2 separate regions of the Homo sapiens genome follow, and region 1 is linked to region 2. Evidence: chromatin contacts called from ENCODE Hi-C or POLR2A ChIA-PET data. All regions are on one chromosome and are shown on one strand. The core of a region is the stretch at or near the end of the contact, and the rest is flanking DNA. Distances in the headings are between cores, read along the strand shown. Region 1 holds the start of ANO3 (anoctamin 3). Region 2 holds the start of ANO3-AS1 (ANO3 antisense RNA 1).

Region 1 (3,093 bases), core at 321-2,820, 44 kb before region 2:
CAGAATTATGGAACTGGAAACTCAGTCAGTCCCATATTCTGTCTTACGCAGGAATCCCTTCGAAATTGTTTCTTGTGTGTTAATCTAGTTTTTGTTAAAAACAAACAAAAAAGTCAAGGGCCGGGTACAGTGGCTCACACCTGTAATCCCAGCACTTTGGGAGGCTAAGGCGGGCGGATCACGAGGTCAGGAGATGGAGGCCATCCTGGCTAATACGGTGAAACCCCGTCTCTACTAAAAACACAAAAAAATTAGCTGGGCTTGGTGGCGGGCGCCTGTAGTCCCAGCTACTCAGGAGGCTGAGGCAGGATAATGGCATGAACCTGGGATGCAGAGCTTGCAGTGAGCCGAGATCGCGCCACTGCACTCCAGCCTGGGCAACAGAGCGAGACTCCACCTCAAAAAAAAAAAAAAAGTCAAAGAGCTACATAAAAACAACTGTTGATGAAAGAAATACAAATAATATCTGGAGGGTGGGGATGAGAATATTTAAGTAAATATTTACTTTGAATGAACAAATTCAGCATTCCAGAATTCACACATCTAAGGCACTCTATGGTTAACTGTATCATAATTACCATTATTAATTCAGCAAAGTGGCAATTGTGTTAATTAATGCTTCTGGATAATAAAACTCCAAAAACTGTGAATGTGCCTCAAAATAAAAATGCTCTGTAAAAAGCCTTTTAAACCAAATAAGAAACAAAGATCAAAGAGTGAGGATAACTTGAACATACAGATTCTTGTCACTATGCCCAGCAAGAAACTTGAGGGAGAAACTAAAAGACATAATACGAAGCCCCTAGAAGAGAAACCTAACCTCAAGAACTTGAAACCCAGAATCAAGCATGGGACATGGGCAAACAATAAATTTTCCCAAGGAAGTGACAGAGCCCCTTTAACTGCAACAGGCCAACTCTGGAACTCCCCCAAGAATTCATTTATCTTATGATTGTGTAAATGCGTCTCAAGGAGTAGACACACTTTTGTGAAGATTACTCAACATTTGAACCACAGAAGACGGCAGATATTGTTGAACATTTCTGTCCTCACCCCTCAGAGCTCTACTGAGCTATTCGGACAATCCCTACTAAGCGGGTTTACTGCAGTGCATTGAAACAGTCTTCACAGAGATATACATTAAGTCAAGTCCTGAAATGACGAATTCCGATACTCCCAGGCACTGTGCGGAGGCTCAGAAAATCACTCATCTAGGATGCAGAGTGAAGAGGAATTTAATTTTTTTTTTTTTTTTAACTTCACAGAGTTCCCCACCTCTGTGTCGCATAAGCCTGCAAAGGATGCTCCTACACAACTGCAAGGGCATGCAGGGGGGAAGTGACGCCCGCAGGGAGAGGGGAGCAAGATTCCAACTGACCTTTTTGCTGTTTAAAGGACTGAATGGAGCCTGAATGGTGGACCATTTTCACTCTGCGCGTCCCAGCCGGCTTAGGGAGCTGCCCGAGAGGGAGGCGGAGGAACAGTAGCCAGACTCTAGACGCTCCAAGGTCCGGAGCCTCAGCGAGCGCACTGCAATCCGACACCTGCTGTAGCCGGCACTTCGCTCTCCAGGCTACGCGCCCGCCGGTGTCGTTGTCATGGGAACGCGGGAGGGCGGTCTAGCGTCCGGCTCCCCTTAGCGGCTACTCTGGGAACAACCCCGCATCCCCCGCGCGTCCAGTGCCACAGTGAGGGGTGGGCGTTGAGCGGGGTTGGCTGGGAGTGGGAGCAGAAGACTTTACTGGAGGAGGAGATATAAATCGGAGCAAACCTCTAGAGCTGATACTGATGCCCTCTTTGCCAAGCTTTGAGGCTGGTTATTTATTTCCTAAAAGTTGGTAGGTAAACCCTGGGACTTTTAAGGAAGGGCAAAGTTGGTCTGTGCTCTGAGAGGGTATGCAGTGGCAGATGCAGAGACGTTTCTGTTTTTCTTTCTTAAATTTAAGTAGAGGGGGCAGAAAGCCACCCCAGCTTAGTTAGCCAGTAGCATGTTTTATTAGGTAAGCTGTGTTCTATGTCTAGCACTTTTCACTTGAGTTTTCCTCTTCTTCTTCTGCCATTCAGGCCTTGAATCATTTATGATGATGATGACTGAGGACCATTTATAACCTACTTAGTCACAGGGGCTGAAAAAACACTACCCACGATGCTCGATTTAATCTTCATAAAAGCCCTGTAATGTAGGTAAACTATGATTCTAATATTATAAAAAGAAACTTAAGATCAGAGCAACAAAGATTTCTCAAGACCACATAAATCAACACCTTATTTGAAAGAGAAGGCACCCGATACCCAAAGAAGTGAAGTAACTCTTTTTGTTTAGTTTGAGAAGTTTTATTTTATTATTTATTTATATCTTCACCATGTATTTTAAGTTCGTGGTACATGTGCAGGATGCGCAGGTTTGTTACATAGGTAAACGTATGCCATGGTGGTTTGCTGCACAGATCACCCCATCACCCGGGTATTGAGCCCAGCAGCCATTAGCTATTGTTCCTAATGCTCTCCCTCCCCCTCCAACAGGCCCCAGTGTGTGTTGTTCCCCCATTGTGTCCGTGTGTTCTCATCATTCAGCTCCCACTTTGAAGTAACTTTTGAAAGACCAAACTGCAGTGGCCAAAATAGGACCAGAAGCTAGCTGAACACATTTTTCAGTAGGATCTCCTTTCCTCCATCTATCTCTGCTCCCTGATTCAAAGCCCTAAGTTCTTCCTGGAAGATGTAAGATGTTATTGAACAGACACATCGTGAGAGTCCGTTGCTTCCTCAGTTTTGAAGTTTTATGGAATCAACTCAGAATCAGGTGAATAATCCAAATAAAAGCAGATAAAAAATATGCAGAAATTTCCAAACTTTCGATACCTCAAAAATATTGAGTTATTATTGTATGCTGTTTGATTCATCTGTGGTGCATGATACAAAAGAATGAGGGGAATATAGCTTTGAACAAACAGATGCTCCAATTATTTATGGATGCATAACAAACTACCCTGAAACTAAGCTGTAAACTAAAATTTATTATTATTACTTATGGATTTTGCAGGTGGGCTAGATTCAGACAGGCAGTTATCTCTCAGAGTCTCTCTTGATTGT
Region 2 (2,964 bases), core at 267-2,766:
TATATGTACATATATACTTAGAATCAAAGGTAATAATGTATATGAAAATTTTTGGCAAAATAGGCAGTGCTATATATATATTAAGGATTATTATTATTATTAGAATGATTATTTAGTGCCAAATATGTTTTAGGTTTGGTGTCAAATTACTTATATTCACAATCACCAAAGTTCACCATGAGTATTATTATCCCATTTTTATTACTGAGTATGCTCAGTTGAAAAAATGAAGTTAGTTGCTTAATAAAACAGAGCAAATGTCTGGTGTTCCCAGGACATAAATCCAAGTCTGCTGATTTCAAGGTTTATCTGTTTCCTGCTACTTTTTTTTTGCCTGTCATTATAAATCCCACACAGATAAATCTCTATTGATGCCAATTTATATTAAGAGATAAAATGTGAAGAAAGTAAAATCTATAAAAGGAGACCTGATATGTATGGTTTACCTCCATATTCCTAAGGCCTAGGCCATTGCTTGACAGTAGGCACTCCATAGTTGTTGAATGAATGTAATATTAAATAGAGTAAAGTCACACTGAAATCCATTATCCAGAAACTTTATTATTAAACGACTGAAATCTACCAGAAAACCAAAGATTGTGCTAAGTTGTAATAAATTTGAAATCTGGATATTGTACTTTATCCACCTATTGTAGCTTCCCAGAGGGACATTTGCAGGCAAATAGGTATGGCATATTAGATCCATGGCACCATTTAATTTCTTCAATTTAAAAATGCCAGTGTTGACTAATTTCGTGTATTCAGGTGGCAAAGTAATATTCCTCTCACTTCCTTTCCTATCTTGCTGCTTTCTCAGGCATGGTACAGATCAAAAGAAGAAAATGGTTTGCTTAGGTGTTTTCTTTCCCTATTGCTCCAGACACATAATGGCCAGTGAAATGGATCTGAAATTGGAAGGAGTGTAGAGGCCACCGGAAGTATACCTATTTATTAACCCCAGTTTGTGTTCATTATCATTGAAGCTAAAATGGAAAGCTCTTCTGGGAAGGTCAGAAAAACAAAGGAAGGAATCCCTTTCCTACCCACTCACAGAAAGCTGACAATTTAAGAGTCCAGATTTATAATTTGTCCTATATGTTGGTTTTTAGAACTTAAAACAACAACAACAAGGAAAATCCCACTGTTACTGCCAGCTGACATGGACTCTATCTGTGTTTTTCTGAACAACCAGTCTGTCAAATGTCAGTGACAATTGATACCTCCATCATAAACTTCCACTTCTTTATCTTAAAAGCAAGTAATTAAAAGCAGGCTGATGATTCCACCTCTAAATTCACTGGCCTGTCACAGGTGAAGTCAGCGTCGCCAGCCACCCTTCTCTTATGCCTCTCCACTCTACCCTGCTTCCTCACTTAGCCTCCTGGTCTAGCAGACATTCTGATTTTCCAGAGGAAGGAGTGTTATTATGTGCCTTTCAGAATCATTTGATTAATTTTTTGACATTAGTCTACCCTCTACAGTGTGAACAACGCATAGTATATCTGGAGAAGAATGTAGAAGAGAAATTAAATTGACAGAAGATTCTCATGAGGCTCTTTGGAGGTAAGCATTTTCTATTATTTGACAAAGTTCTCCATTGGTTTCAAAAGCCAAGAGAAGAGGAACTTAGAATTTAAAGAAAATAAATGTGAGTTTCAACTCATCCTCTGCCATTAATTCCAGTTTGATATTTGATTATGGCACTTACATTTTTTCAGGGCTCTTTTCACACCTAGTAAGTGGTTTCTAACTAATAGGCTAGTTGAGAAACTATAAATTAGTGGTTAAGAACAAAGGCTCTGGATTTATAATCTGGATTTGAATCTTCCTGGGTTTAAATCCTGGTTTCACCGATTATTAACTATGTGACTTTGGGTAAGTTGCTTAGAGTCTCTGTGCCTTTGTTTCCTCACCTGTAAATGAGTGACATTATAACAGTACTTATCATATATTTTTGTTATGAACATTAACAGGATACTGGTGAAGATCACAGACTCTGGAACCAGAGTGCCTGGATTTAATGTCTGTTTCTATTGCTTAATGACTGTGTGACCTTGGATAAATCACTCGACCTCTCTGTGCTTCACTTCCTGTATCTCTAAAATGGATATTGTCATCTGCTTTACTGGGTTGTTGTAAATAGTAAATGAATCAATAAACAGATGTAAGGTACTTAGACCACTGCTTGGCACATGGTAAGCATTCAATACATGTTAGTCATCATTATTCGAAGGACGAAGTTAAATACAGGATTCAAAGCTCATAGCATATTTATTAATTGTGTATTAAATATTGTGCTAGGAACATACAATAATGTTCAGGACAGACCGGGCTCTGCTCTGGTGGTGCAGATAGTCTAGTCTAACAGAATATATTAGTCACTCTATCAATTCGGCTTTCTCCTGCCCCACAGTTTCTGACTTGGTAGAAAAGCATGTCAAATATCCATGAACCTAATTGTACTGACAATAACTAGTGACACAATAATTGGGCAGGTAATGTAAAGGCAAAATCTTGTGCTTCCATTGATTTATAACACTTTGTTAAGTTTATAAACTCCTTCCTGCAAAAATCTGAATGTCTGTTGGCCCAGAGTTCAATAAAGAAAACACATTAAGCAGAGAGTCTTTAGAAGGTTCTGGTGCAAAGCTAACGACTCTAAAAAGATAGTTTGGAGCTAAGCCCTGTTTGTTTTAACATTCCAAGAGCTTCTGTACCATCCAGTAACAATAACGATCAGCAAATGAACAGAAAGAACCCCTGCATTTGAGGAGCTTTGTGTCTATCTTGTATGGAGACCAAAGCCCACCCGCATTGCCAATTACTGAGTGGTGTGTCAGCATCCATATCGCCATCTTCTGGGAGAGTGTTAGAGATGCAGACACTCAGGCTTTGCCCCAGACCTACTGAATCTTAACTTGTATTTTAACAAGATCCCAAGGCAATTCATATCACATGAAAGTT

What was found. Hi-C counts contacts between places; a loop is a spot of excess contacts on that map. ChIA-PET counts read pairs that join two places held with the same protein, here RNA polymerase II (POLR2A). Pooled maps may share reads with other maps.
Region 1: a pooled map shows a loop between it and region 2 (2.1-fold over the local background). The contact joins the promoter of ANO3 here to the promoter of ANO3-AS1 in region 2. A Hi-C loop is called at or near these places in 1 of 50 pooled maps. POLR2A ChIA-PET finds 5 or more read pairs at or near these places in 3 of 52 experiments (GM10248, GM12878 and H1).

What each region holds. Positions count from the first base shown.
Region 1 is chr11:26,330,607-26,333,699 of GRCh38, reverse strand. ANO3 (anoctamin 3) reads right to left here and starts at 1,570. Exons shown (of 27, transcript NM_031418.4): 1 at 1,379-1,570. The coding sequence starts at 1,424. It overlaps LOC105376598 (a long non-coding RNA gene), which reads left to right and starts at 1,726. Exons shown (of 3, transcript XR_931138.3): 1 at 1,726-1,838; 2 at 2,065-2,180.
Region 2 is chr11:26,286,559-26,289,522 of GRCh38, reverse strand. It overlaps ANO3-AS1 (ANO3 antisense RNA 1), which reads left to right and starts at 1,516. Exons shown (of 3, transcript NR_132968.1): 1 at 1,516-1,563; 2 at 1,974-2,195. It also overlaps a transcript of ANO3 not described here.